Regions from separate parts of the Homo sapiens genome. Here regions 1 and 2 are each linked to region 3. Evidence: read pairs that join two places in POLR2A ChIA-PET (ENCODE). Cell type or tissue: GM12878. All regions are shown on one strand. Each heading gives the region's core, and the rest is flanking DNA. Links, peaks and the distances in the headings are about the cores only. Region 1 holds the start of PAPLN (papilin, proteoglycan like sulfated glycoprotein). Region 2 overlaps HEATR4 (HEAT repeat containing 4). Region 3 overlaps NUMB (NUMB endocytic adaptor protein).

What was found. Peaks named below come from ENCODE experiments on the same cell type or tissue, not always from the same donor. Only the 100,000 strongest peaks of a DNase experiment are listed, where the experiment ranks them.
Region 1: POLR2A ChIA-PET joins it to region 3 with 8 read pairs; 3 of 35 experiments call an interaction of 5 or more read pairs at or near these places.
Region 2: POLR2A ChIA-PET joins it to region 3 with 6 read pairs; 3 of 35 experiments call an interaction of 5 or more read pairs at or near these places.

Annotation. Positions count from the first base shown.
Region 1 is chr14:73,226,171-73,237,708 of GRCh38, reverse strand. PAPLN (papilin, proteoglycan like sulfated glycoprotein) reads right to left here and starts at 203. Exons shown (of 27, transcript NM_001365906.3): 1 at 117-203. RefSeq lists enhancers at 1-212, 786-1,357, 1,358-1,930, 5,731-5,800, 9,753-10,648 and a silencer at 1,274-1,568. In GM12878, for the core only: a CTCF peak has its summit at 5,656; no DNase peak of the experiment used is centred there.
Region 2 is chr14:73,512,080-73,519,979 of GRCh38, reverse strand. HEATR4 (HEAT repeat containing 4) reads left to right here. Exons shown (of 18, transcript NM_001220484.1): 5 at 817-957; 6 at 5,746-5,949; 7 at 7,831-7,900. It also overlaps a transcript of ACOT1 not described here. Among named protein-coding and RNA genes, the nearest start is that of ACOT1, 21 kb to the left of the region's middle. In GM12878, for the core only: no CTCF peak of the experiment used is centred there; no DNase peak of the experiment used is centred there.
Region 3 is chr14:73,395,063-73,406,600 of GRCh38, reverse strand. The region is part of intron 2 of NUMB (NUMB endocytic adaptor protein); the gene reads left to right. Among named protein-coding and RNA genes, the nearest start is that of NUMB, 58 kb to the left of the region's middle. RefSeq lists an enhancer at 8,405-8,908. In GM12878, for the core only: no CTCF peak of the experiment used is centred there; DNase peaks (open chromatin) are centred at 3,830, 5,100 and 5,486; H3K4me3 peaks cover 472 bases; H3K27ac peaks cover 1,746 bases.

The DNA.
Region 1 (11,538 bases), core at 2,682-7,681, 170 kb after region 3:
CTTTCTCCGACACCCCCGTCGCCGTGAGCCAGGCGAGCAAATTCCTGCAGAAGCCCCGGGGTGCGGGGTCCCCGCCGCTGGGCGCCCGGGGGCTTCCAGTCCCTCCGCCTCCCTACCTGTCTTCGCTGGCGCCGGGAGGCTGCAGCCAGGGCCGCTCCGTCGGTGCCCGCCCAGGCCCAAGCCCGCGAGGTCGGCCGGGCCGCAAGGAACGCCCGCAGGGGTGGGACTTTCTCTCTCCGCCGCTGCCTGGCCTCACCCTCCACCCCGCCCTGTCTCACTTACCCACCTCCAATCCCCGTGGGAGGACAGAGCCCTTCGTAGAGGCCCTCGTGGTGACCGGTGTTGCCCGGGGCCTCCACCCGCTTGGGTCTGTGCCAAGGCTTGGCTCATCCTCCACTCTGGTCACCCCGTCTGTCCTCTCTTGGGTCAGCGCCAGTCACCTCTCCAATCCCATTTCCCCTTGCCCAAGCCTTCTAGCTTTGCCCTATCCGCTCCTCTTCATGCCTATCCTACACACAACACACCTGTGTCCAGCCACCACCTTCTCCACCCCTGGATCCTATTCTTCAGCCGCAACTGAGTTTCTCCGCACACGCTGCTGTTACCCATCTCCCAGCACGTTTTCTCACTCAGAATGCGCTCTCCCAATCCCCTCTACCTCTCAAACCCGTAGTCAGCCCTCAAAACCTTGGTCAAATGTCACTTTCCTTCCTTTCTTCTTTCTTTCCCTCCCTCCCTTCCTCTTTTCTTTCTTTCTACTTTCCTCCCTCACTTTCTTCTTTCTTTCCCTCCCTCCCTTCCTCTTTTCTTTCTTTCTACTTTCCTCCCTCCCTTTCTTCCTCTTTCTTTTCTTTCTTTCTACTTTCCTCCCTCCTTTTCTTTTTTTTTTTTTTAGACGGAGTTTCACTCTTGTTGCCCAGGGTAGAGAGCAATGGCTAGATCTTGGCTCACTGCAACCTCCGCCTCCTGGGTTCAAGCGATTCTCCAGCCTCAGCCTCCCTAGTAGCTGGGATTACAGGCGTCTGTATGATGCCTGGCTAATTTTTGTATTTTTAGTAGAGACAGGTTTTCACCTTGTTGGCCAGACTGGTCTCCAACTCCTGACTTCAGGTGATCCACCCACCTCGGACTCCCAAAGTGCTGGGATTACAGACGTGAGCCACTGCGCCCAGCCTTCTTCTTCTTTTTTTAAATAGAAACAAGGTCTCGCCCAACCTGGTCTCGAACTCCTGAGCTCAAGCAATCTTCCCACCGTGGCCTGCCAAAGTGCCACCGTGCCCAGCATGTCACCTGCTTTTGAAGCCGTCTCCACACCACCCCAGGCCGATGGGGTGCATGTCCTGCTCCCTCGGTTTCTGTCCCTGTTGCTGTGATTTGCTCAGCTGTGAGTCCCGGGGGGCAGGGCCTGCAATGCAGCCCCACCACCTGTGCCAGGGCACTAATTAGCATCAAGGCAGGGGCTCAACGCATGTGATCAACTTCATTTGTTTTCCTGGTTGTCCTTTTTCACAACCAAGACACTCTTTGCCTACCATTCTTTTTTTGAAACTGGAATTCACTCATCTTTAGAAACTGGTCCTGGACACGAGGGAGGTTGGGGGGAAGAAGTTGGGGAGAGGTTGGGGGTGGGGTGGTGGCAAAGGCTGGTCCCCTTCCCCCACGCTGTTCTGCCTTTAGCCCCTTGCTGGCCCTGCCACTTCTCCCTTGGCCTCATTTGGGCAAAGAGAAGTCACCAGCGGGAAGCTCAGCCCCACTTCAGCCCCCTGGCTCCAGCAGCTGCCTGTTTGGACAAAATGCTTATTAGAACATGGCCAGTTTAAATCAGTTTAAATCAGGTGCATTTCTTACCTATCAATGAAGACAGGAGGAGCAGCAGCTGTAGCGGGGCCCCTGGGGAGTTGTGTGAATTCTTAAGCAAAGATAAAGCTTGGCAGAGAAAGGGGAGTGGAATCATGCAGCCTCTCTAAAGAGGAAAAGCGCTTCTTCCATTCAACAAGCCCCACTCCCTGCCCCCACCAGCTGGGACTTTTCTGAGCTTGGTCAAAGGTCCTCTGTTAAGTGGGAGGAAAATGCTTCTCCCGCTGCAGGGTGGGGGAAGCTGAGGCCCAAGGAGCTCACTTTCCTGCTGTGTCCCTGCTTTTCCTATGATCCTTTCTTCTCAGACACCCAGGGCTGTGATTTCTTATGCCTCACGCCAGCTGCAAAGAGGACTCTGAGGTTGGGAGGCAGAACCCACACTCAGTGGTAAGGGACTGTCTTAGACCCACCAGCCAGGCCCTAGCAATTACTGGCTTGGGCAGGAATATTCTCTTTAAGCCTCATTTCTCCTCTGCTTACCTCACAGAGATGTGAACAGAACTGATGCATTAAAATAGGGTGGTTTAGAAAGAAGATTCCAGGAAAAAGTGTAAGACCTTCCTTCCTATTGTCAAGTCCCCTCTGTGCTGGCTCTATGCCACTCAGTGTCTGCACCTGAGACGCCCTCGCATTGGGGGTTTGGGGTAGCCTGGGGCGGAGGCAGACCTGGACTGGAAGGCTGCTCTGCTTCTCACTGTGTGTGTACTTGGGCAGGTCGGGTCACCTCCTTAAGCCACAACTTGCTCACTTGAGACTCATACAGCAGGTGGTAGAGTAGGGAAGTAACTGGTTTCCATAAAATTCCTACTAGATGCAGAATAAAAGTTAGTTCTGATCTGGGCGCAGTGGCTCATGCCTGGAGTCCCAATACTTTGAGAGGCTGAGGAGGGAGGATTGCTTAAGTCTAGGAGTTCAAAACTAGCCAGGGCAACACAGTGAGACCCTCCATCTCTACAATTTTTTTTTTAATTAGCCAGGTATGGTGGCAGTTGCCTGCAGTCCAAGATAGGGGTCCTCAATCCCCAGGCCACGGACCGGTACCTGTCCATGGCCTGTTAGGAACGGGCACACAGCAGGAGGTGAGCAAGCATTACTGCCTGAGCCCCGCCACCTGTCAGGTCAGTGGCAGCATTAGATTCCCACGGGAGCATGAACCCTGTTGTGAACTACTCATGCAAGGGACCTAGGGTGTGCATTCCTTAGGAGACTCTGATGCCTGATGATCTGAACAGGATCAGGCTTTAGACTGGAACAGTTTCTTCCCGAAACCATCCCACCCCGCTCCCAGACCTGAAAAAATTCTCTTCCATAAAACTGGTCCCTGGTGCCAAAAAGGTCGGGTACCACTGGCCAAGCTACTTGGAAGGCTGAGGCAGGAGGATCAATTGAGCCTGGGATGTCGAGGCTGCAGCGAGCTATGATTGCACCACTGCACTCCAGCCCGGGCAGCAGAGCAAGACCCTGTCTCTAAAAAAATTTTTGTTAAATTTCTGTCCTGTGCTCCCGCCATGTGTATCCTCAATTCTCTACATTTTCATATCTCCACAGATTGCAGATCTAAGGATGAGGCTAAGAAAGAAGTGGCCAGATCTCTTTGTGTGGTTGGGTTGGGATGGAAGGCTGGAGAGAAGAGAGAGGGCAAAATGCCAAGAGCCTCGGGGCTCCCAGGATTCACCTCCTCCAGGAAGCCTTCCTGTACATCTGGCTCTGCACTCCCATCGGTGCCGGGCTTTGCCCTAGCACTTTCAAACTACTGCAGTGATGTAGTTGTTTCTCTTTCTCTCTCATAATTGTGAACATTGCAAGGGCAGAGATCCATTTTCATGTTATACCCTGGACCAGAGGTTCATGGTGGCCCTGAAGGTTTGCCTCAAGAGAGGGGCTTTGAGAAGTGTAACTGGTGACCAGCTTCCAGTGGCTGCACTCAGCCCCACACCAGGTTCTGAAGACTCCCCCTGCACCTCCTCCTCCCCGCAATTCATCTTCACAGGCGCTCCCCTGTAGATCTCTCGCACATCTAGTCCCGTCTCAGCCTCTGCTCTCAGAGGGCCTGAACCAACCCTTGCGGTTCTTGGTTGCACATCACAGAAAAGGACTGAGTCAGCTTAAACAGGAGAGTTGCTTAGAAGAGAGGCAATGGGAGATCGCAGATTGACAGGAGGGCTGAAAATCAGGCACATGCTTGGGCTGGACCCCCGACAATGTCCTAGTTGTAGTCCAGGAGCAGTTCCAGTTAGGATCTATGCTGCTCTTCCGCTGGACGCTGAACTCGTGTCACCACCAATTTTAGGCAATGCTGACACATGCCTAGAAAAACCCTGAAGCGTCCTTGTAGACTCACTCCCCACAGGAACATGCCTGTACCCTGATGGCCAGGACCTGAGAAACAAGAATTGGCAGGGTCCCCAGGTGGAAGTTCAGATGGCAGCTGCCCCAGAAAACACATGTCCACCAGGACAGGGTATTTGTTGAACTCCCATTGAACTGAATTTAGAGGATGCTGCTTCCCTCTTCCTTCATTTGGAGGTTGTTCATCCAAATATCTGAGTGCCTACGCTGCGCTAGAAGCTGGGAGAGACCGGCCCAGTGGTGATAACTGTTTAAGCTTCAGCTTGCTGCAGGAGGCAGCACTGCTGTGCAGGTGGATTCTTTCCCATGGCGTTTGGTGTAGATGCTCCCACCATGGCTGTTTTCAAGCTACCAAGGTGACGTCACCAGACGTGGAGTTGGGAAGAGATGCAGTCAGCTCTCCCAGGCGTGGGCTCCAGCTCACTAGGTCTGCTCGGGGAGTTTACACTCTAGTGGGGACTTGCATTCTAGTGCTGTGTGTGTCAGTTTAGACTAAGCTGAGTTTTACAATCAGAGTATTCAAACATTTTTACGATAAAAGTCATAGAACCGATGCCACAGCCCACTAGGAATCCAAAAGGAAAAAAGATACTCCACATCAGAGGCTGCTGCATTTATTTCTCTAACGTCTCCCCACCCCCCAATACATATATTCATTTCCCTTAATACAGTCATTCAAACGCTGGGAACGGCGGGAAGGCGAGGGTCAAAACTCCACTCCGTGCTGTGCTTCCAGACGCCACCTCAACCTTCCTTCCCCCATTGCGTTGCCATATCCAAGTCAGCTCTTTGAAGCACCATGCCAGACCACTGGAGTGGGAATTCAGGGCTCAGTGTGTCTGACAAGTGGCTGTCAGGAGATAAGCCACCTGGCCTTTGGAGGGGAGTTTTACCCTTAAAGCTGAGACAGAAATATATAATAGCTCCTCCCACCCTTCCTGCAGACAAGAAGGCCATCCAGAGGGAAAGAACAGGAATTCCTGGGATGTCCCCTCAGTGACACCAGGCCCACGCTGACTCGGATCCCGGAAAGGGCACCGGGATGCGGGAGAGGCTGTGTGGAGGCAGGACAATGCCTGGGGAAGGAGAGCAGAGACAGTGGGAAAGGAAGGGGCTTTCCAATGCTGTTTCTGACTAGCTCCCAGCCAGCAGCTCCAGCCGGCAGAGATCTCATCCCCTCTGCCCACAGGGGAACACAAACTCCTACCACAGCGACCCCAACCACGGCCTCCTTTGGAGAAGCTGGTTGAGACATTAAGGGAGCTGCTGTGAGGAACCCACCCTCACTTCCCAAAGGGGAGAGCAGCTCCTGGCCCAGACCCCACAAAGGTCGGTGTAAGGTGTGGAACCAGCTCAAGAGCACAGGCCCGGAGCATGTCTCTGGGCCTTGAAGCTCCAGGTGGGCACCCCAGACTCCCAGGCAAGCCTGGTGTCCTGTGGCCGCCTGGTGGCCCCTCGGATGGTTGCAGAAGGCAGCAAGTCCCTGTTCTCTTGTGATGAATCCAGTGAGCCAGGCTCTGAGGTCCCTGGTGCTGTCCCTGGGGGGCTGTCACGGACAGGGGCCCTGGATTGGTAGCCCCAGAGGCCAGCAGTCAAGGCTGTTTAGATCCTTTTGTCTTGGTCTCACCCTCCACCATGCTCCTGGGACACTTCTCATCTACCCTGTGGCTTCAGCCTCTGTACCTGAATGGTTCTCAGCCCAGACATTGAGAGACAGCCTGTGTCTCGGGCCAAAGACCTGGAAACACAACCCAGAAGTCAGTGGGCCAGTGCCTCGCAATCCTAAAACAAGACTTCCCCGAAGCTGAAGGGAGAGGAAATAATTTTTCTTTTCTTTTCTTTTCTTTTTTTTTGCTGCAGTGCTTCTCTAGCTCTCATTTCTGTGGGGACCTGTTATCCTGGACCCCTACTTTATAGTATAATGCCACGGAAAGATGTACAGACACAAAACGGGGTCTAAGCTCTTTATTTTTACAGCTTTCATATCACTGTTAATTCTATATATCTAGGTCCCAATCCCTTATCAGAAACTCTTGAGGCCAAACGTGTTTCAGAATTGAGAATTTTCCAGGCTTTAGAAGTGACTAAACTGCATATTATATAATACTCCCAGCAGGCTGGAAGCCCTCTTTTCACCATCTCGGCTCACTGCAACCTCCGCGTCCTAGGTTCAAGCGATTCTCTTGCCTCAGCCTCCCCAGTAGCTGGGATTACAAGCACACACCACCACACTCAGCTAATTTTTGTATTTTTAGTAGAGATGGGGTTTCACCATGTTGGCCAGATTGGTCTCCAACTCCTGACCTCAGGTGATCTGCCCACCTTGGCCTCCCAAAGTGCTGGGATTATAGGCATGAGCCACCGTGCCTGGCCAGAAGCCCTCTTTTTATGTTTATTTTTTTGAGACGGAGTTTTGCTCTGTTGCCCAGTCTGGAGTGCAATGGTGCGATCTCGGCTCACTGCAAGCTCCACCTCCTGGGTTCAAGCGATTCTCCTGCCTCAGCCTCCCGAGTAGCTGGGACTGCAGGCGCATGCCACCACGCCTGGCTAATTATTTTGTATTTCTAGTAGAGACGGGATTTCACCATGTTAGCCAGGATGGTCTCGATCTCCTGATCTTGTGATCCGCCTGCCTTAGCCTCCCAAAGTGCTGGGATTACAGGCGTGAGCCACCGCGCCCGGCCAGAAGCCCTTTTTAATCAAAACAAATCAACGAGCAAAACCGCCGCACATACACACTCATAGCTCTGCGGCAAAACACACAAATGTCCTCCTAAAGGGCATAAAGTTCAGTCAGGTATTACGGACACATTGATAAGAAACCTTTCAGTTTTCAGAGCTTTGTAAATTTTGCCCATTAAACGCAATATAACGCAGAGCAGATGGGATTCAGATGAGCAGCATTTGTGTGATGTGGTGGGCGGGGTGGCCTACTGGAATCACCTCCTGGTGGTGCCATGAATGTGGTCCAAGCTTGGGGGCAGGAAGTAGGGAGGCACAAAGCCTGGGCAGTCTTGGGTCTACCACTCCTGGCTGTAATATCTCAGGCAAGCCAACCTTCCTGCATGGCAGTTTTCTCATTTTTAAAAGACAATAGATTGATGTAAATAAAAAATAAATACTAAAATTGAAAATTCCCAGGAATCCACCACCCCAAACTCTGAGAACAAAGTGAGGCAGCAGAAAGCTGGAGGTGGCATCCTCTCTGAAGGGGAGTGGCACACACCCGTGTCGACTGGGGCCTCCAGCGCAGGCCTCCAGGCAGCATTGGCACTGAAAGGCAGACTGTGACGGGCTGTCCTGCTCGGCCAGAGTTGGGAGCTGAGGCCTGGCTGGTCAGTGTCTCTCGCACCAGAGCTTGTGACCTTAGCATCACAGGAAGACTGAATAAATAAGGCACAGCTTCTGGGAACATCAACTTTAGGAGTGTGTATGGTGGTGTCATATATTTTTGGTGATGGTTTTTTTTTTTTTTTTTTGAGATGGAGTCTCACTCTTGTCACCCAGGCTGGAGTGCGGTGGCACGATCTCGGCTCACTGCAACCTCCGCCTCCCGGGTTCAAGCAATTCTCCTGCCTCAGCCTCCTGAGTAGCTGGGATTACAGGTGCCTGCCACCATGCCCAGCTAATTTTTGTACTTTTAGTAGATATGGGGTTTCGCCATGTTGGCCAGGCTGGTCTTGAACTCCTGACCTCAGGTGATCTGCCCGCCTTGGCCTCCCAAAGTGCTGGGATTACAGGCGTGAGCCACCATGCCCAGCCGTTTTTTTTTTTTTTTTAACATTAAAACACGTCTACAACAACATGCATGAACCTCAAGGACTTCACGCTAAGTGAAATAAGCCAGTCACAGAAGAATGAATAGTGGGTCGTTCCACTCCTTGTGAGGTTCCTGGAGTAGTCAAATTCACAGAGACAGAGCTGGAATGGGGGTGCTGGAGGCTGGGGCGGGGAGCTGTTTTGTGGTGAGGAAGGAGCTCTGGAGATGGGCGTGTGATAGCTACACATCACTGTGAAGGAACTTAATGTCACCAAATGCACACTCAAAAATGGTTAGGATGGTATATTTTATGTTGTATTTTACCCAGTAAGACAACAAAAAGCATATATTATGAAATAAAACTTTTGGTTTTGGTAAAACTCCAGAGAACTCTCCACCTAAGGCTGCCACCTTGGACTGTGTCCACATCCCTCAGTGTCTCTGTCCTCTGTTGCTTGAGCAGCTTTAGTGAGAAAGTTGAGAAAGGTTGTGAGACTGCGCTACCAAGGCCCACTCAGACGAAGATTCGGTTCATCAGAAATGGGGTCCAGTGCCCCCGTCCTTGACAGTGCTGGAGGCACAGCCTCTCCCACTTACCTGCGGGCAGTGACTCTGGGAGCGCTCCTCCTCCTCTGTAAAATGGGGCTAACAGGCCCTACCCATAGGGTGGGGTGAGGACAGGAGACAATGCCTGTGATGGGCTTGGCATAGTGTCTGTGGCATATTAAGGGACATGCTCAAGGGACATTGGTTTTATGAAGCAGTACCTTCCTCTGTGGCTTTTCTTGGTTAAATGTGGGGTATGTATTAACAACCGCCCTATCCTTTATTCCCCCTGCATCCAATGTGGTGACAATGACCCAGGACAAACCCATACATCTCTCCAGATGTCACAAACGTGAACTGGGGGAGGAATCCTGTTTGTATTCATCCTGACCACCATTTATAAATTCAGGTCTCCTGAAGGGATAAGGCTGGTTGACTTCGGCTCCACACTCTCCAGCACAGCCTTGTAAACAGGGGCAAAAGCTGGTTAATGTTTGTTCTTACTCACAACAATTCCCATGCACATGACCTATTGACATCATTCTGCATGGAAATCCCCTCCCGCAGACCCCGCAGCCACCCCTACAGTCCTTCACTGACTCACCATTTATTGGGCAACTGCCAGGAGTTTAAGAAATGGGACGGCGCCCAAGCTCCCTGGAGGGTCAGGCAGTGGCAAGGTGGCCCCTCGGTCTGTATTTGCCATCCTTAGCTCCTGTCACCGGGCTCGGAGGCATCAGGGTGACCCATCCATTTCCCTTTGCCTGTCCAGGCAGCCAGAGTCTGCAGACAAGGGCGGGGCTCGCTCTGAAAACGACAGGGGCGAGGGAAGACTCGCCAAACCACAGGGAAATGAGAGAATCAGGTCCCCAGCCCCTCCCAGCCCGGGGCAGAATCCTCCAGCAGAGCCATCTGGCAAGGAAGGAGCTTGGAGTGAGAAAAATGCGCTGGAGGTGGGCCCCATCCAGGGAGCGAGGAGCGGAGGGAGGGGCTGCGGGAACATCTGGGTTGGCCAAGTTCCCAGTGGGAAGATGGGGTCAGATTTGTCTTCAGCATTGGGGTGGGCCAGGGGGCCCTCCGCGGAGTGGCAAGGCCTCACCCTCTTTCCCACCGCTATGGAGCACTGCCAGGAAGAGAGAGGGTAAAGGAGCCCATCAGTTGACTGGCAGAGCAGCGGGGCTCCAGGCGGGGTCTTGGTGGCACTCCAACTCTGAGACTTGGAATGGGCCTCCCTTCACAGGAATGTTTACCAAAGTATGTTTTGATTTAAAAACAAAAATCAATTCATGCAATAATTACCAAATGCTTGGAGCACCTTGGCGAACCGTGTTATTACATATCTTTAATGACAAAAGCTGCATAATCACTTATAACATGTCTATGCCTTTATCCATAGTGCAAGAGGGGAAAGAGGGAATTCTGGTCCTTGACAATTGAGAAAACAGAGTCCTCAAAGATGACCTGCCATGTGTGTGGACAGGCAGAGGAGCCGGTCCCTGTCTCCTCCCTCAAGTGGGCTGCACTGGCTCCATCGCCATGGGCCCATCTGACACATGGGGCACCCTGGCTCAGTGGGCAGCACCCTACATCGCCAGTGCAAACAGCCTGTGCCGTCAACAGCACATTAACCCAGGCAGGCTGGCTTCACTTTCAGGTCTGACAGAGGCCAAAGGGCCTAAAATATCCTGAAATTAATTTCTGGATGCCCACAGAAGTAACCTGAGAGCCAGAGAAGGCACATTTACAAAACGTGAAACACTGGCTGGGCACGGTGGCTCACGCCTGTAATCCCAGCACTTTCGGAAGCCAAGGCGAGCAGATCACCTGAGGTCAGGAGTTTGAGACCAGCCTGGCCAACATGGCGAAACCTCGTCTCTACTACAAAAATTAGCTGGGTGTGGTGGCGGGCGCCTGTAATCTCAGCTACTCAGGAGCTGAGGCAGGAGAATCACTTGAGCCCAGGAGGCAGAGGTTGCAGTGAGCCGAGTTTGCGCCACTGCACTCCAGCCTGGACGACAGAGCGAGACTCCATCTCAAAAAAAACACATAAAAATAAAAATAAACAAACAAACAAACAAACTGTGAAGCACTGGCTCAGCTCTCCCAGCCCTGGCCTAGGGGGCAGATATGAAATAAACCAAAGTGAAGGCAGACACCCTTGCAACCGAGCATGGCCTCCAACACCCTCACCGTGTCCTCAGACTGTGCTTGGGCCTGTGCAGGTTCCCCAAGATAAAAAGCCCTTCCCCTTCTGCTGGGATGTTCCAGTCCTCAAGCCTGGTGACATTTTAAACTAGATGACCTTGGAGCTGGGTGATTATAGAGAAGATCCCTGAACTGGGAGCAAGGGGGAAAGGAAAGCTCGGCTAGGAGACACCAAAACAAGGCCTCCCGAGCAGATGTCCCCTGAGGGAGGAGGAGGCATGGAAGCCATTTTCGACATTTCAGAAAATCTGAAGAACTCATACATTCATGTATAAATTTATAAACTATAAATTATAAATTTATAAATCATACATCTAGCCCACATAAGTTAAAACTCAGTTATCTCACTAAATAAGTTTAATACTATTTTATGATATATGTGGGTAAATCTGATTAGTAAACAGAAAAACCAGTTATTACAAGTCATAGGACATTTTTAAAAACCTGAATGCCAGACAAAGTTCCAAATTTCTCTCTTCGGTTTCTCATCGAGCATTTGGAAGAACACTATGTCTCCACCCCTGCATGGAGATGCACTAGCCCTGAAAGCACTCTCTTAAATTCAGGTATTTAAATGTAGTATCATGTTTAGCTCCAGTCTTGCTTCCCCTTTACATCATATGTGTACTCTATCCTTGAGTTTAGTCTACGACCGAGAAAACAAATCACAATCAGACTTTCACCGACAGGTCCACCTTGAGGTATGCTATAGGTTTACTCCATAAGGGTAAGAAAATCCTTTCCTCTTATGCACGAGAAATTGACCTTGGGTTATGTATAGTCTATATCAAATCCTATGCAATTTAAAAAAAAAAAAAAAA
Region 2 (7,900 bases), core at 2,143-7,142, 110 kb before region 3:
TCTTGCTCTGTCGCCAGGCTGGAGTGCAGTGACACAATCTTGGCTCACTGCAACCTCTGCCTCCACCTCCCAAATAGCTGGGATTATAGGCGCGCATCACCACGCCCAGCTAATTTTTGTATTTCTAGTAGAGACAGGGTTTCACCATGTTGGCCAGGATGGTCACAATCTCTTGACCTTGTGATCCGCCCTCCTTAGCCTCCCAAAGTGCTGGGATTACAGGCGTGAGCCATGGTGCCCAGCCGGTTCTTTTCTTATTTTTGAAATGGTTTCACTCCCATTGCCTAGGCTGGAGTGCAGTGGTGCTATCTTCACTGCAACCTCCACCTCCCAGGCTCAACTGATTCTCCTGCCTCAGCCTCCCGAGTAGCTGTACCCAGCTAATTTTTGTATTTTTTGTAGAGACGGGGGTCTTACAGTGTTGCCCAGGCTGGTCTCGAACTCCTGATGATGTGATCCACCCACCTCGGCCTCCCAAAGTGCTGAGATTACAGGTGTGAGCCACCACACCCGGCCATAGGTTCTGCCTTAGGAAGGAAATCACCATCCTTGGCTCCCAGGCCTCTAATGAGGTGACTAGCTATGACATTTCCTTTTTCTTTTTTTTTTCCCCCACAGACACTATAGTGATTTATCACTGTGATATTTCTAAGCAATGGTCACCTTCAAGGGATGCCCCAGAGTATGGCAGTCATGGATCCTAGGGGCTTAGATTAGGGCAAAAGGAAGTTGGGTCTGATCCTGGTGATTAGGAACCCAGGGAGAAAGGAAATAGGGAGGTTATAGGGGACTCATTGTTTCTTTGTCTGTTCACAGATGAAGTCCAGATCATCCACCAGATTGGTGCAAAGAGAGACCAGATTGTCCTGGAAAACCTAAATCGGTACAACAAGCAGCTATCTAAGGTCTTCCCTGAAACTCCAGAAAAGTGGAGTGCCCAGGCAATTCCTGAAGCATGTAAGCAGGAAGCTAACAGGGAAGGCAGGGGTTAATAACGGGAATGTGGCTACTTCCCATCATTACCCACTATTCATGTGCTAGAGCTCCCAGTTCATGGGCTGAAGCACCATTAGCATCTAGGCAATCCCCTTTCTACGTACTAAAAATAATCTCACAAAATTATAAAATACTAACTATAACTAGGAAGAGCCTCACAGGAACATACAATCACTTGAGATCTGATATAACTTAGGTATAACCAAGTGGTTTAGGGCCACTAGTTACCAATAAGGCAGCTCCTATCTCAATGCTAACAGGGAAAGTGCACCTAACAGGGAAAGTGCATCAAACTCCTGACCCAGCATTCTGCCCTTTTCCCTTGGGCTGGCTCTACCCTCCCACTCCACACTCAGCCCACCCATACCTGAACTTTCACAAGTTCATCATTCTTCACTCTGTAAGACAAAGAGGGAAAGAAGGTGACCAAGAAATTAGCTTATGAAACAAAATGTGCACATCTTCCACAAGACTCTATTTCCCATGACTCTTTGTAGGATTACTGTTCAGATGGGCCCAGTGGTGTGCAGAAACTAACAGCAGTTGTCACCCATTCCTTTTTTTTTTTTTTCTTTTTTTGGAGACAGAGTCTTGCTCTGTCACCCAGGCTGGAGTGCAGTGGCGTGATCTCTGCTCACTGCAACCTCCATCTTCCTGGTTCAAGCAATTCCCCTGCCTCAGCCTCCAGGGTAGCTGGAATCACAGGTGCATGCCTCCACACCTGGCTGACAGGGTTGCCTGGCCTGCTAGTTGTGCCTTTGCATCCACTTGGCAAGAAGTCCTTCCCTGGGCTCAGTCTATCCTTGGAGGCACAGGCACATTCTGTGCCTGCTGTGGAGGCACCCGCCAGACAGCTGTGGACAGCCACAGGATTTCCACACAACCTGGCTTTGTTTTTGAGATAAAGTCTCGCTCTGTCGCCCAGGCTGGAGTGCGGTGGCGTGATCTCGGCTCACTGCAACCTCCGCCTCCTGGGTTCAAGTGATTCTCCTGCCTCTGCCTCACGAGTAGCTGGGACTACAGGTGCGCGCCACCACACCCAGCTAATTTTTGTATTTTTAGTAGAGACGGGGTTCACCATGTTGGCCAGGATGGTCTTGATCTCTTGACCTCGTGATCTGTCCACCTCGGCCTCCCAAAGTGCTGGGATTACAGGCGTGAGCCACCGTGTCCAGCCTCTTTTTCTTTTCTCCTTCCTCCCTTCCTTTTTTTCCTTCCTTTCCTTCTCCCTTTCCTTCCTTCATGTCTCCCTTTCCTCTCTTCCCCCTTCCCCTCCCCTTCCCTCTCTCTCTTTTCTTCTTCTTTTTTTTTTTTTTTTGACAGGGTCTCACTCTGTTTCCCAGGCTGAGCACAGTGGTACAATCATGGCTCACTGCAGCCTTTACCTTCCTGAGCTCAAGCAATCCTTCCACCTCACTCTCCCGAGTAGCTGGAACTACAGGTGCACACCACTATACCCAGCTAATTTTTGTAAAGACAAGGTCTTGCTGTGTTGCCCAGGCTGGTCTCAAACTTCTGGGCTCAAGTGATGCACCCTCTTCAGACTCCCAAAGTGTTGGAACTACAGGCATGAGCCACTCTCCCAGCCAGAGGATTCTTTTTCAATAACAGCTTTATTGAGCTTGAATTTACATACTATAAAATTAATCCTGTTAAACCATACAATTTGATGAGGCAGGCAGATCGCTTGAGCCTAGCAGTTTCAGACTAGTCTAGGCAACAAGGTGAGACCCCGTCTCTACAAAAAAATACAAAACTTAGTTGGGCATGGTGGCACGCACCTGGAGTCCCAGCCACTCGCGAGGCTGATGCAGGAGGATCAGGGCCACAGGTGTGCACCCTACACTCAGCTAATTTTTAACTTTTTTAGAGATAGGGTCTCACTATGTTGCCCAGACTGGTCTCGAACTCCTGGCCACAAGGGGTCCTCCCACCTTAGCCTCCCAAACAAAGTGCTGGGATTATAGGCATGAGCCACTGTACCCTGCCAAGAGTCATTACTTTGTGTGCTCCCTTTAGATCGGCAGTCCTCAACCTTTTTGGCACCAGGGACCGGTTTCGTGGAAGATAATTTTTCCACAGACCAGCGGGGTGGGGATGGTTTGAGGATGAAATGGTTCCACCTCAGATCATCAGGCATTAGATTATCATAAAGGGTGCGCAGCCTAGACCCCTCACATGTGCAGTTCACAGTAAGGTTCATGCTACGTGACTCTAATGCCACTGCTGATCTGACAGGAGGCAGAGCTCACTGGTAATGCTTGCCCACCCACCACTCACATCCTGTTGTGGTGGCCCGGTTCCTAACAGGCCATGAACTGGTACAGGCCCATGGCCTGGGGGTTAGGGACCCCAGCTTTAGATGACTGTTGATGTGGAAGATGGCTAGTGGATGTGTTTCTATCCAGCTATAACCCAAAGGACTGGAACCAAAGTAAAAGTTGGCAGTTGTATTTTTTATTCCTATGAGGTTAAATATCAGAGATCTAAGACTTGCTCACCGCAAATCCATTTTAACTCCTTGAGCAGAGGGATATAGGAGAAATGGGGTTAATTCAGCTACTTCTCATCTCTTCAGGAGGGATTTCAAATCGCCTGAGAGAAGTCGGGGAGCGTCACATGGCAAAGTGTGAGCTGGCCTGTCAGAGGTGGTTCCACAGCTCCTAGTTGCACACACCCTACCCCAGAAAGGAGGGAGGCCTCAGCAGAGTGGCTGAGTCCCCCAGCACGTCCAAGCTGGTGGGGACCATTTGGAGGAGATGCATTGTATGGGCATCTTTGCTAAACTGCCCTGGAGTCTCACAGGACTCTTTTTTTTTTTTTTTTTTTTTTTTTTGATGACTGTTGATGTGGAAGATGGCTAGTGGATGTGTTTCTATCCAGCTATAACCCAAAGGACTGGAACCAAAGTAAAAGTTGGCAGTTGTATTTTTTATTCCTATGAGGTTAAATATCAGAGATCTAAGACTTGCTCACCGCAAATCCATTTTAACTCCTTGAGCAGAGGGATATAGGAGAAATGGGGTTAATTCAGCTACTTCTCATCTCTTCAGGAGGGATTTCAAATCGCCTGAGAGAAGTCGGGGAGCGTCACATGGCAAAGTGTGAGCTGGCCTGTCAGAGGTGGTTCCACAGCTCCTAGTTGCACACACCCTACCCCAGAAAGGAGGGAGGCCTCAGCAGAGTGGCTGAGTCCCCCAGCACGTCCAAGCTGGTGGGGACCATTTGGAGGAGATGCATTGTATGGGCATCTTTGCTAAACTGCCCTGGAGTCTCACAGGACTCTTTTTTTTTTTTTTTTTTTTTTTTTTTGAGATGGAGTCTCGCTTTGTCACCCAGGTTGGAGCGCGATCTCAGCTCACTACAACCTCCGCCTCCCCAGTTCAAGTGATTCTTCTGCTTCAGCATCCCGAGTAGCTGGGATTACAGGCGCCCACCACCACGCCTAGCAAATTTTTGTATTTTTAGTAGAGACAGGGTTTCACCATGTTGGTCAGGCTGGTCTCGAACTTGTGACCTCAAGTGATCCACCCGCTTTGGCCTCCCAAAGTGCTGGGATTACAGGCATGAGCCACTGCACCCCGCCTCACAGGACTCTTTTTACATTAGAAGAAAGAAATGTTATGTCTTCCTTGCTCAAAGGAAAGAATTGATTCAGAGCAAATCTAAAGGTGTTAAGAGTCAGAATGAAATCTTGGAAAAAAACAGAAATGGCTGATAGTGACTGATTAGAACATGAGACTAATAGGCAGTGTGAATAATGAATTTAGTACATCTGGAAATGTTTTTATCATTTTTCCCTTCCCCTTCTCCATAGAGCTTTTTTTCTGAGAAAGAGGCTTTCTAAATTTGACACCATGAAAAACATTAAGTTCAGAAAATATAACTATAGTTTTTTTTTTGTTTTTTTTTTTTGAGAACGGAGTCTCACTCTGTCGTCCAGGCTGGAATGCAGTGGTGCAATCTCAGCTCACTGCAACCTCCGCCTCTCAGGTTCAAGTGATTCTCCTGCCTCAGCCTCTCAAGTAGCTGAGACTACAAGCACATGCCACCATGCCCGGCCAATTTTTTGTATTTTAGTAGAGACGGGGTTTTCACCGTGTTAGCCAGGATGGTCTCGATCTCCTGACCTCGTGATCTGCTCGCCTCGGCCTCCCAAAGTACTGGGATTACAGGCAAAAGCCACCGTACCCGGCCAACTATAGCTTTTCTAACTATATCTAATATTTACGGCTTCTTCTGTTCTCAAATTTCTGTTGTCTTGAGGAAAAACTCAGAGATGTTAAAATCTTTAAAATTTCACAGCTTATAGCACTATTATTCTCCCCAAATTAAAAACATTAAAAGGAAAACTTAATACTTTAGAAATAATGGCCAATGACACTAAATTGCAACGTATCAAATATTATGAGCAAATCTCGTTACATATAAACATATTTATGTTCCTAAAGATTTAGGTTCCTAAAGATAACCTTTAAACTTATAGAAAGGTTTGTAGATATCTCAATTTCCCCCCACAAATCTCTCACCCCCATCATCATCATGGCTTACCATGTCTAGTCAGGACTTTCCATAATTCCCTGTGTACATGTACTCAGTTCCCCATATAATCATGGGGAAATTCACTCTTGAGGGTTTTGTTTTGCTTTGGTATTAGTCAGGAATAGGAATGGGATGCAAGCTGGGGCCACTGTGTGGCAGGGCCTAAGGCAGTGGGGTGAAAAGACCTCACACTGCCACGTTGCACAGCTTACAGACCTGTGCAAGGAGCCCTGCGCTGGACTGCTTTGCCCACCCCCGCCAAGGATATGCTGCTGCAGGTGGGTGAGAAGGATGTGCCTATTAAGACCAGGAGATTGAAGAAGCAGGCAAAATCACTGCAGGAGGATGTGACCTGGGAACTGGTGGTCCTGCGGAGGATGCTGAAGGAATGGAAGACTGCCTGGGCTCTGAGTGAGTGAAGGGAGGTCCTGTGATACTGTACGTTTGTGAGAAGTGGTTCTCATCTGGGACTAGGCTTTCTCAGTCTTTGAAAAATCCATCCCTCCTTTGTGAAATGTAAAAATCTGGTTGCCTCATTAAGGCTAGACAAGAGCCTTTCACACATTGGGTGTTAGATGAACTTCAGTTAACATATATCTGGGTGCTTTTTGCATGGATGGGTATTACTTCAGTAATTTGTGGAAACTCATTATTACACTGCAGACTCTTCAGAGGCAGAGACCATTTTTTTTTTTTTTTTTTTTTTTTTTTTTGGAGACGTAGTTTCGCTCTTGTTGCCTTGGCTGGAGTGCAACGGTGGGATCTCAGCTTACTGCAACCTCTGCTTCCTGGTTTCAAGTAATTCTCCTGCCTCAGCCTCCTGAGTAGCTAGGATTACAGGCACCCGCCACCACACTTGGTTAACTTTTTGTATCTTTGGTAGAGATGGGGTTTCACCATGTTGGCCAGAGTGGTCTCAAACTCCTGACCTCAGGTGATCTGCCCGCCTTGGCCACCGCGCCAGCCCTTTTTTCTTTTTCTGAGATGGAATTTCACTCTGTTGCCCAGGCCGGAGTGCCATGGCACTTGATTTGGGCTCACTGCAACCTCTACCTCCCAGGTTCAAGCGATTCTCCTGCCTCAGCCTCCCAAGTAGCTGGGACTATAGGCATGTGCCATGATGTCTGGCTAATTTTTGTGTTTTTAGTAGAGACACGGTTTCACCATGTTGGCCAGGCTGGTCTCGAACTCCTGACTTCAGGTGATCTCCCCGCCTTGGCCTCCCAAAGTGCTGGGATTACAAGCATAAGCCACTGCACCCAGGCGACCCTATCTTATTGTTTTCCAAACTTTATGCTCAGCAAATGATGTATGAAGGGAAGAACAAAATATGCTGTCCAACCATTGTCCATGTCATAGTTGACTATGGTATCAGCAACCCCTCTCCAAAATTCATTCGTAGAGTTGGGGCTATCCTATACCTACTTTGCCTTCAAAGATAGGAGAGTAGAAGTCTGAGTGCCTGGGACAAAGTAATGGCCTGGCAAGGACTGTTGAAAGCTATGGTATTTGAGAACTCAATAGCTGCTGGCTTTCAGAACATGATAGACAAGCTTAGTTAGTGCAGGAAAAAGAGAGGCAATCCATTAGGTAAACTGGATCAGATAAACAATAACAAAAAAGACTGAAGGAAACACCTACAGATAATAGGAGCTTTGAAATAAAAGTCTGATACCTGCCAAAAGAGTATTTAGCAACTAAAATGAGGAAGATGTTGAAAGCCAAATGGAAGTGCCCTCAAAGACAAAGAACCTAATGAAAACCACAATAGTTAACATTTATTGAACCTTCATTATCTTGCCAGGCATTTTGCTAAACACTTTGTCTAGTTAACTCATTTAACAGTAAGAATAACTCAATATGTGGGTTCTAGTATTATGCCTGTATTACAAATAAGAAATCTCAGGCTCAGGGTTAAGTAACTTATCCACAGTCACACAGCTAATAACTGTGATCCCAAACCAGGTATGTCTGAAAACAAAGTACTCTTAACTACTTTGTTTTATTGTCACTTTTATTTCCCAGATGGTTACAACGAAAAGTGATTTAAAGAAAGAGAGATAGATACGATGGGGTTGGGAGAAGTTTTGTCTGGGAACTTACTTGTGAGGGTACATGGATCATCAGAGAAATAACTCCCTAAAGACCCCATCTCTGGGCCCTTTATTCTTCTGAGCTAATGTTTTGCTTGAATTATTCTGGGTGAAGGGCAGACTTCTTGTCACCTGCCTGCAGCACAATATCTAACCCTAACCAGGTGGTTCTCTTTTCATTTCCCTCACTGCGGCTCAGTCATAGAGTGGCACCATGAGACAGTAGAGAACCTGCTTCAGAGCTTGGGAGACCTGCATGATGACGTTCG
Region 3 (11,538 bases), core at 3,043-8,042:
CCCAAAAGATCATAAATCATGCTACTATAAAGACACATGTACATGTATGTTTATTGCGGCACTATTCACAATAGCAAAGACTTGGAACCAACCCAAATGTCCATCAATGATAGACTGGATTAAGAAAATGTGGCACATAGACACCATGGAATACTATGCAGCCATAAAAAAGGATGAGTTCATGTCCTTTGTAGGGACATGGATGAAGCTGGAAACCATCATTCTCAGCAAACTATCACAAGGACAGAAAACCAAACACCGCATGTTCTCACTCATAGGTGGGAATTGAACAATGAGAACACTTGGACACAGGAAGGGGAACATCACACACCGGGGCCTGTCATGGGGTGGGGGGAGGGGGGAGGGATAGCATTAGGAGATTTACCTAATGTAAATGATGAGTTAATAGGTGCAGCACACCAACGTGGCACATGTATACATATGTAACAAACCTGCACGTTGTGCACATGTACCCTAGAACTTAAAGTATAATAAAAAAAAAAAAAAACAAAAATATGTTAATATTCTGTGGAGAATATTGGTATTTTTGTTTTAATCTTCTGTGGGTTGTGGTTCCATATAAATTCAGTTTTCTGAGCTTTGGCAGTGTTATTCAGATCTGTCCCACAAGTGTTCCACCCATTGGTCAGTCTGGGATCTGGGTGTAGGTCTACTCATTATCTCAGTTATCAGAGTTTTTATTATGCCAATTGGTATCAGATGCATACCTACACAGGTTGAGGATGAGCCCAGCAGTTCATAAACAACATTATGGGGTCACTTTCCTATGGACAGAGAGAGAAGAAAAAAAACCCAAAACAACAGAGTTTGTCCTGCCCACTTGGAGGCACGGCTCCACAGGATGGAGAGAAAGGTTCCCTTCCTTCAAAAGTTTTGTTCCTGGAGGCTTTCCATTCCCAGATTCTTCTGTTGTTGCTGCTGCCCCCACCATGGATGACCTGGGGACTGACACATGAGAGTATGGAGTTTTCCCAAGCTGCTGAGCACAGTGGCTCACACCTGTAATCCTAGCACTTTGTGGGGATGAGGCGGGAGGATAACTTGAGCCCAGGAGTTTGAGGTTGTGGCGAGCTGTGATTGTGCCACTGCATTCTAGCCTGGGCAACAGAGTGAGATCCTGTCAAAAAAAAAAAAAAAAAAAAAAGAGAAAGAAAAAAATACCTAAAGGATTTCCCTCATCTTCTCTGAGCTGTAGGAGTTCCCTTTACGGGCCTTGAGCCAGAGCTAGAGGGTTCTGTTTCTCTCTCTGCCTGCACCATTGTGCTCACTTCTGGGTTTTAGGTTGTGTTGAGTTCAGGCTGGAGGATACTAGAGGAAAAAAATGATAAACTCACAGCTAGTTTGGGGATAGTTGGAATTCTGTTGATTTCCCTGGATCCACCTGTGATATTTACTTTACAGCATCTTCAAATAGCTGTTCATGCATTCCATCCCAGTGTTATAGTTAACTGGAAGATAAAGGGAGATATATTTACTTCATCTTACCAAGCGAGAAATCTTCCCAACATTTTTAACTTTTTGTTTTGAAATAATTTTCTCACGCCTGTAATCCCAGCACTTTGGGAGGCAGAGGCGGGCAGGTCACAAGGTCAGGAGTTCGAGACCAGCCTGGCCAACATGGTGAAACCCTGTCTCTACTGAAAATATAAAAATTAGCCGGGCTCAGTGGTGCGTGCCTGTAATCCCAGCTACTCTGGAGGCTGAGGCATAAGAATTGCTTGAACCCGGGAGGCGGAGGTTGCAGTGAGCTAAGATCACACCATTGCACTCCAGCCTGGGTGACAGCAAGACTCCGTCTCCAAAAAAAAAAAAGAAAATCATTTTAGATTCACAGAAAGGTATAAAAATATGAAAATGAAGTCCTATATGCCCTTTACCAAGTTACATAGCTGTAGTACAATACCAAAACCAGGAAATTAACATTAACACCAACTTTTTATTATGAAATATTTCAAATGTACAAGAATGTTGTAAGACATATGTTGAACATCTGTATATCCCCCACTGATATTTCAATATTTTTTCACATTTTCCCATGCTTTATATGTGTATTCTAATATGTATGTATCCTCTTTTATATAAACCACTTGAAAGTAAGTTGTAGACAACATAATTTACCTCTAAATACTTGAGCATGCATCTTCTAAGAAAAAGGATATTATACTTTATAAACATTTATTATTGAATGCAAACTATTTTTTCCTGTAACCCCAAGACCCTGATCATACCTTAACTATGAATTTTTTTCAACAAGAGTCTTGACGTTCCAGGGCTTTTGTTTTGAAGCATGTTATTATTATTATTATTATTATTATTATTTTACCTTTTTTTGTTTTTTGAGACATAGCCTTGCTTTGTCACCAAGACTGGAGTTCAGTGGCACAATCTCAGCTCATTGCAACCTCTGCCTCCCAGGCTCAAGCGATTCTTGTGTCTCAGCTTGCCAAGTAGCTGGGATGACAGACATGCGCCACCATGCCTCGCTAATCTTTTTTTTTTTTTTCAGACGGAGTCTTGCTCTGTCGCTCAGGTGATTTCGGCTCACTGCAACCTCCGCCTCTGGGGTTCAAGTGATTCTTCTGCCTCAGTCTCCTGAGTAGCTGGGACTACAGGGCCGCGCCACCATGCCTGGCTAATTTTTGTATTTTTAGTAGAGACGGGGTTTCAGCATATTGGCCAGGCTGATTTCAAACTCCTGACCTCATGATCCGCCCGCCTCGGCCTCCCAAAGTCCTGGAATTACAGGCATGAGCCACCATGCCTGGCCTCTTTTTTTTTGTATTTTTAATAGAGACAGGGTTTTGCCATGTTGGCCAGGTTGGTCTCAAACTCCTGGCCTCAAGTGATTTGCCTGCCTCGGCTTCCCAAAGTGCTGGGATTACAGGCGTGAGCCACCATGCCCCGCCAATCTCTTGAAGGCTTATATTATTGTTCAAGGATGTGTCCCTTCTGATGACATACTTCTGGTAATTATCTTGAGAGTCTGGGCTCTTACCATGTGTGCAATTCAGAGCCCAGGGAGCTCCCCGATTCTGTATTCTTGTCTCTCATTCTTTCCTCAGCTCAGGCTTCTCACAGCTTCCTGAGCAAATACTCAGAATAGTCCTCATCAGGAGATTGTAATTTTGTCAGACTAATTTAGGACTAGTATGTGACTTTGTTTTTAATTATTAGCCAGGAAGTTACTTACAGTTAAAATTGTGGTGGAGTTTCTGATATGGTGATATATAATGGGTGAATCAGGCTGTAAGCAGTTGAAAACCTGACTATAAAGCTTACATAAATCTGAAGTTGGCAGCTGCTCATGTTGCTTTAATGGTTCAACATTGTTGGGGCCTATGAATTTGTGATTTGCTTGGCCTTTCATGGTCTTAAGATGGCTACTGCAGGTCCAGCCTTCCACCTACATTCAAGGAAGAAGGAAAAAGACTATGCCAAGGAAAAGCTTTCTTATTAGTGATTCCAGCAAGTCACTTCTGATGTTCCAAGGGCCAAAATTGGGTCATATGGTCACCTCCAGCTGTTTTCGTCTTTTGGCCTCTGTAATGAGAGGCAAGGAGGGAGTAGGGATTTGGGAATGGCCTTTTGAGTAACCAGTTAACATCTGTCACAGTTATATGATTACATTTATTTTATATCAAAATTGTGTTTGTTTGACTTCAATGTGATGTTCAGCACATAGGTGCTTTATTATTACATAATACACATTTAACTGGGTAGTGTGGAGAACCAAAGGACTAAAAATAGTAAAGATAATTTTAAATTTAGTTGTGAAAGTGAGCTTTTGATAACGCAAAGTGAAACTTGGCTTGAATCTTGAGACCTTGGGCAAGTTACTGAGTTTATAAGCTTCTGTTTCCTCATCTGTAAAATGGAATTAATAATATCTGACTTTCAAGGCAGTCGTGAAGTGTGAAGGAGATAATTTATGTAAAGTACCTAATACAGTGCCTAATACATTGGAGGTGCTACAATGGAAGATATTATTATTATAATTGTTTGGTATGTGGACATTGGGGTAGAGTGAGAGAGCACAGACTTTATAGTAGAAGATTATATTTGATTCCTAGTTACACTACATAGTTGTGTGTTCTTAGGCAAATCAATTAATCTCTCTGAGATAGTAATATAGTGTGTAATCTCTGAGGATTGTTAGATTAGATATATCTACAGTGCAATACTTTATGGGCTCTCAGTAAAAGGCATCTGCTCCTGCTATTTTTAGTTATTATTTTTATGTTTTAGGATCCATATAACAGATAGGGAATCAGTCATTTAATTTACTCTAGAAATGTATTTGTGATCAAGGAGATACTGTTGATTAGTAGTATTTTTCTCCATCTGTTGAAGAAAAATAGCTGCAGAAACTGGATTTGAATTATGAGGTCTTTTCCCACCATGATAAAAAGTTTTTAGCCAGGTGCAGTGGCTCACTCCTGTAATCCTAGCACTTTGGGAGGCTGAGGCAGAGGAATCACTTGAGCTCAGGAGTTTGATTGCAGCCTGGGCAAACATAGTGAGACCTTGTCATTACAAATAATTCTAAAAAATTAGCTGGACATGGTGGTGCGTGCACGTGGTCCTAGCTACTCACGAAGGCTGAGGCAGGAAGATTGCTTGAGCCCAGCAGTTTGAGGCTGCAGTGAGCTCTGATTGTACCCCACTGCTCTCCAGCCTGGGTGACAGAGACCCTGTCTCAAAAACAAATTTAGGCCGGATGTGGTGGCTCACGCCTGTAATCCCAGCACTCTGGGAGGCCGAGGTGGGCGGATCACAAGGTCAGGAGATCGAGACCATCCTGGCTAGCACAGTGAAACCCCATCTCTACTAAAAATACAGAAAATTAGCTGGGCGTGGTGGCAGGCACCTGTGGTCCCAGCTGCCTGGGAGGCTGAGGCAGGAGAATGACTTGAACCTGGGAGGTGGAGCTTGCAGTGAGCCAAGGTCATGCCACTGCACTCCAGCCTGGGCGACAGAGCGAGACTCCGTCTCAAAAAAAAAAAAAAAAAAAAAAAATTTAGTCTTACATATTTTGTTAGTGGTTTCCGTTGTACACATGGATGTGCTCTGGTGCCTTTGACATGAACCTTCCAGATCTGTACTTCTTTGTTTTGTTTGTTTATAGCCAGTTAGTCATTATTGGTTCATGAGTACCATCCCCTGTTTTTTTTTTTGTTAGTTTTGGAAGACTTAATTTTTTTAGAACAGTTTCAGGTTTATAGCAAAATTGAGCAAAAAAAATACAGAGAGTTTCCATATACCTGTTGCCCCCACAAACCCACAGCCTTTCTTACTGTCAACATTCCTTACCAGAATAGTACACAGGAGATATAAGAAAAATCAAACCAATACAAACTCAGTATAACACAGCACCTCTGGTCACCAAAATGCGTGGGGATTTCTATCTACCAGCAACCCAGTCAATTCTTTGGCAGACACCAGCTGGGTATCCTACATTTTAACTCAATTCTGACATTATTTACTTGGAGATAGAATCAGATCCCACAGGTTGAGGGCTCAATCCCCTACTTAAATTGCAAGCCCCACGTTGTGTCCTGTGCTTCTGGCTGATTAGCCATAAATTGGGGTTACCACAGCTCCCTCTTTTGGTTCAATTAATTTGCTAGAGTGGCTCACAGAACTCAGGGAAACACTTCATTTACATTTATTGGGTTATCATAAAGGGTATTACAAAGGAGACAGATGGAAGAGATGCATAGGGCAAGGTATGTGGAAAGGGGCATGCCATGCCTTCTTCAGGTGTGCCACCCTCCTGGAACCTCCAAGTGTTCATCTATCCGGAAGCTCTCCAAACCCTGTCCTTTCGGGTTTTTATGGAAGCCTCATTACATAGGCATGATTGATTAAGTCATTGGCCATTTGTAATCAGCTTACCCTTCAGCTCCTCTTCCCTCTCTGGAGGTTGGGGGCAACCCTCTTATCATGCCTTGGTCTTTCAGGTGACCAGCCCTTATCCTTGAAGCTATCTAGAGATGTCCAGCCACTGTCATCTCATTAGCATGTAAAAGATACTCATCACTCCAGAGGTGCCAATGGTTTTATGAGGTATATGTCAGGAAAGGGCAAGAAGACCAATTATATGTTTCATAATTTGTTATAATCGATAAACCCACATTGACACATTATTTTCACCCTAAGTCCTTAGGTTACATTAGAGTTTATTCTTGGTGTTGTACTTTCAAGGATTTTGGCAAATGTAATGACATGCATCCACCACTGTAGTATCATGCAAAATAGGTTTACTACCCCAAAGATTCTCTGTGCTCTGGCTGTCCATCCCTTCCTCTCACCTAACCTTTGGTAACCACTGATCCTTTTCCTGTCTCCATAGTTGTGCCTTTTCCAGAATGTCATATAGTTGGAATCATATGGTATATGTAGCCTTTTCAGATTGGCTTCTTTCACTTAGTAGTGTGCATTTAAAGTTCTTTCATGTCTGCTCTTCATGACTTGCTAGCTCACTTGCTTGCTTATTCATTTATATATTTTTACTTTTTTGTTTTTTTTTGTTTTTGTTTTTGAGACAGAGTCTCACTCCATCGCCCAGGCTGGAGTGCAGTGGCACGATCTCAGCTCACTGCAACCTCCATCTCCTGCGTTCAAACGATTCTCCTGCCTCAGCCTCCCGAGTAGCTGGGATTACAGATGCCACGACATCCAGCTAATTTTTTTATTTTTGTAGAGATGGGGTTTCTCCATGTTGGCTAGGCTGGTCTTGAACTCCTGACCTCAAGTGATCCACTGGCCTTGGCCTCCCAAAGTGTTGGGATTACAGGTGTGAGCCACCATGCCTGGCCTGTTTATTTTTTAGAGACAGGCTCTTGCTGTGTTGCCCATGCTGGAGTGCAGTGGTGTAGTCATTGTTCACTGTAAGCTCAAACTCCTGGCCTCAAGCAGTCCTCCTAGTTTAGCCTCTGGAGTTGTTGGAATTACAGATGTCAGCCACTGCATATGGCTAAGCCTTTTTTTCTCTGGCATATTTTTTTTTCTTTTTTGAGACATAGTTTCTCTCTTGTCGCCCAGGCTGGAGTGCAATGGCACAATCTCGGCTCACTGCAGCCTCTGTGTCCTGGGTTCAAGCAATTCTCCTGCCTCAGCCTTCCAAGTAGCAGAGATTATAGGCATGCGCCACCACACCCGGCTAATTTTGTATTTTTAGTAGAGACAGGGTTTCTCCATTTTCGTCAGGCTGGTTTCTAACTCCGGACCTCAGGTGATCTGCCCGCCTCAGCCTCCCGAAGTGCCAGGATTATAGGCGTGAGCCGCTGTGCCCGGCTCTGGCATATTTTCAGTCCATAGCTGGTTGAACCCATGGATGTGGAGGGCCAACTATTTAATATGCTTAATGTAAGTAAGTGCTTATTTTTGAAATATTTTCATATTGTTTTGTGTGTATGTGTTTTTAATCCGTATAATGGTATTATGCTGTGAATCTATTTATTCTTTTTTGATCAAAAAAAGGAATTATGGAAGCGCATACTGTATTTGTAAATCTAGTTTACAACAACTGACTGTTGTATAATGTTCCATTGTATATGTATTTCCACATTTTACTTGTATGTTTCTCTAATAATTGATACCTAGGTGTGTTGAAAACTAAAACAAATAGTGCTGCTGTGTACATCCTTATGCATATATCCTATTGATATGTGCAAAGGTTACTCTAGTATATACCGAGAAAAGGAATTGCTGACTTGTGGCCCGTACACATACTTAATTTCACTAAATATTGCCAAGTTGTTTTTTAGAATGGCTACCCAGTTTATGCTCCCACCAGTAGTAAATTAGAATTCCCATTTCCTTAAATATTCACCAATATTTGGTCTTATCCATCTGTTTAGCCTTGTCAATCTGATGGGAATAAAGAAGTATATTGTTTTAATTTCTATTTCTGTGATTGATTGTGAGGTTGGGCATCTTTTCATTTACTTGTTACAATTTGGGTTTCCCCTGCTTGGTGACTAAAAAAAAAAAATACCCAAATAATATATATTTGCTGTAGATATTTTTGAAAATACAAATGGGCAAATATAAAAAGATCATCTATAATACCCTAATCCAGAGATAATTGCTATTAACCTTGGCTATATTTTTCTGGTCTTTAAACACACACACACACACACACACACACACACACACACACTCTCTCTCTCTCTCTCTCTCTCTGTGTGTGTCTCTCTCTCATATACAAATATGTAGTTTATTAATGGGATTATATACACAGTTTTCTTACATTTTTTCCTTTCACAATAATTTATGACCATTTCCCCATGTTGTTAGAAATTTTAAAATATCACCATTTAATAGGTGCATATTCCATTTTATAGCTTTAAATTATTTAATCTTCTATTGTGGGATATTTAAGCTATTTTTGATTTTTTTCCGTTAACAATTTGGTGAACTGTTAATCAGACCTACATTTTTATGTGGCAAAGCTAGTGGGATTATATTCCTGCTCTTTTTGTGAAACTGGGTTTTATAGCACATGCATTGCAGGCTGTCTTAGGCTATTTTCCGCTTGGATTCTAGGGCAGCTGTTAATGCTTCGTTTTGTAAACAGACACTTCTAGCCCTTGATGCTCCAGGGCTAGAGTTCAAAGACTTCTCAGCTGGGCCTTTACCATTCTTTCTTTTTCCACTTCATCAAGGCCAGGTTAACACAGAAGGAGAGTGCAGTAGTAGACTTGTTCTTAATGTTTAAATATCAATGTCTTCTTTAGAGGGGGTGCAAAACTTCCAACTATACAGAACTCTTAATCCAAACCTTTATAGACACATATATGAATGAATGTATGTGTGTGAATATTTAATGACCAGAAAGATATAGCCGATGCAAATAACTTCATTTTTAATTGTTAATAGATTTTTATTATAAAAGTGAGAATGCTCATAAAACAATTAAGAAAATACAGGAAGACATTAAGAAAATCCCTAAAATTCTTTTACCCAAAGATAACTGCTTAATTACCATTTTGCCTTATATCTTGTTAGATATTTTTCTAGTTAGTGTGCTTGGACCAGCTAGCACTATCTCACCAGAGCCAATAATTAAGAAGTTATGCAAGCCCAAATTGTTGGTAGCTTGATATTAGCAATGGTGGGATCAGCTACATCAGTGAATTTGGCAAATGCTACAAAGCAGGGCTTCTTTCTCCCCGCTGAATTCCTCCCCAGGCTGGCTTATCAGTACACCACTGCATGCATATATATCATATCAATGAATATAGATCTTCATTTTTAATGGTTTCATAGAAGTCCATTTTTTAGATCAATGATTCTCAGCATGGTCCTTGGACCAGAGATACCAGCATTACTTGGGAATTTGTTAGAAGTGCATATTCTTGGCCTCCACCCAGACCTACTGAATCGGAAACCTGGTTTGGGGGCCCAGGAATCTGTGGTTATTTTGTTTTGTTTTGTTTTGTTTTTTTGAGACGGCATATCACTCACTCTGTTGCCCAGGCTGGAGTGCAGTGGTGCGATTTCAGCTCACTGCAACCTCTGCCTCCCGGGTTCAAGTGTTTCTCCTGTCTTAGCCTCCTGAGCAGCTGGAATTACAGGTGTGCGCCACCATGCCTGGCTAATTTTTTGTATTTTTAGTAGAGACAGGGTTTCACCGTGTTGGCCAGACTGGTCTCAAACTCCTGACTTCAAGTGATCTGCCCAACTCAGCCTCCCAAAATGCTGGGATTACAGGCATGAGCCACTGCGCCAGCTGCTATCTATGGTTTTACAAACACTTTAGGTGATTCTGATACATGCTAAATTTTGAGAACCACTGGTATAGATATACCGTAAATTATCTGATTGGTCTGATGATTCTGTGTGAAATATTCCTCAATATATGTTCATTTTAAGGTCTTTAGTTGCATATTGCAAAACTGTATTCTAAAAAGGCTGGTGGCTCACACCTGTAATCCCAGCACTTTGAGAGGCTAAGACAGGAGTATCAGTTGAGCTCAGGAGTTTGAGACCAGCCCAGGTAACATAGCAAGGCCTCGTTTCTCCAAAACAAAAAAACAACAAAAAAAATACACAAAAAAACTAGCCAGGCCTTGTGGTATGGGCCTGTAGTCCCAGCTGCTCTGGAGGCTGAGGTGGGAAGATCCCTTGAGCCCAGGAGTATGAGGTTCCAGTGAGTTATGATTGTGCCACTGTACTCCAGCTCGGGCCACAGAGCAAGACCTTGTTGCTTAAACACACACACACACACACACACACACACACACACACACACCCCTAATAATTAAAGTAAATAGATAGATTAGATAGATGGATAGATGGGTAGATGGATGGATAGAGGGGCAGGCTGGCTAGGTATGGTAGCTCATGCCTGTAATCTCAGCACTTTGGGAGACTGAGGCAGGAGGATCACTTGAGCCCAGGAGTTTGAGGTTACAGTGAGCTATGGTCGTGCCACTGCACCCCAGCCAGGTGACAGAATAAGTCCCTATCTCTACAAGAAATAAAAATAAAAAATTAGCTGGTGTATGGCATGTGCCTGTCTCTAAAAAATAAAAAAAATAAAAATAAAAAAGACTATGTTAGTTTTCATTTCTACCTGAAGTTGATATCAACTCCAATTTAGACTTATTTTCCATATATAGAAGAAACAGCTATGTTAAGGATTTTATTTCTCTTTCAGCTGTGTCTGTATCCATCTAGCCATTCTAGAACTCAATTCACCTTCATTGTCTTCAACAATAATGTATTTTAAGGTTATTTCCATTTTTTCAAAGAGGACAGTTGAGACACAGGAAAAACTATGCATTGCCTGTAGAACACCTAATGTCACGTGTAGCTATACATATGAATACCTACTTTTAATCCCTATGTGAATGATTAACCTATGTTTCATTCCTCATCTCTGGCACATTAACATCATTCTGGAATAACCCCTTTTAAATTTAATTTAAATTTTAATATTTTATTATTTTACAGACAGAGTCTCGCTCTGCCACCCAGGCTGGAGTGCAGTGGTATGATCACGGCTCACTGCAGCCTTGACCTCCCGGGCTCAAGCAGTCCTCCCACCTCAGCCTCCCAAGTAGCTAGGACTATAGGGACACACCACTGCCAGGCTAATTTTTGTATCTTTTGTAGAGATGGGGTTTTGCCATGTTGCCCAGGCTGGTCTCAAACTCCTGGGCTCAACCAGTCTACCTACCTCTGCCTCCCAAAGTGTTGGGATTATAGGCATGAGCCACCACGCCCAGCCCACCACCCCTTTAAAATGTATTAGGATTCATTGCAGCATTTATTCACAATAGCCAAGATAGGAATCAACCTAAGTGTCCATCAACAGATGAATGGATAAAGAAATGTAGAGAGTGTGTGTGTATGTGTGTGTGTGTGTATACATCATGTGTAGCTATACTTATGAATACCTATTCTAATCCCTTTTTAATCCCTGTATTTATTATTGTATTAGCTCTGTTTCCCAGGCTAGAGATACAGCCACATGTAACACACACACACACACACACACACACACAC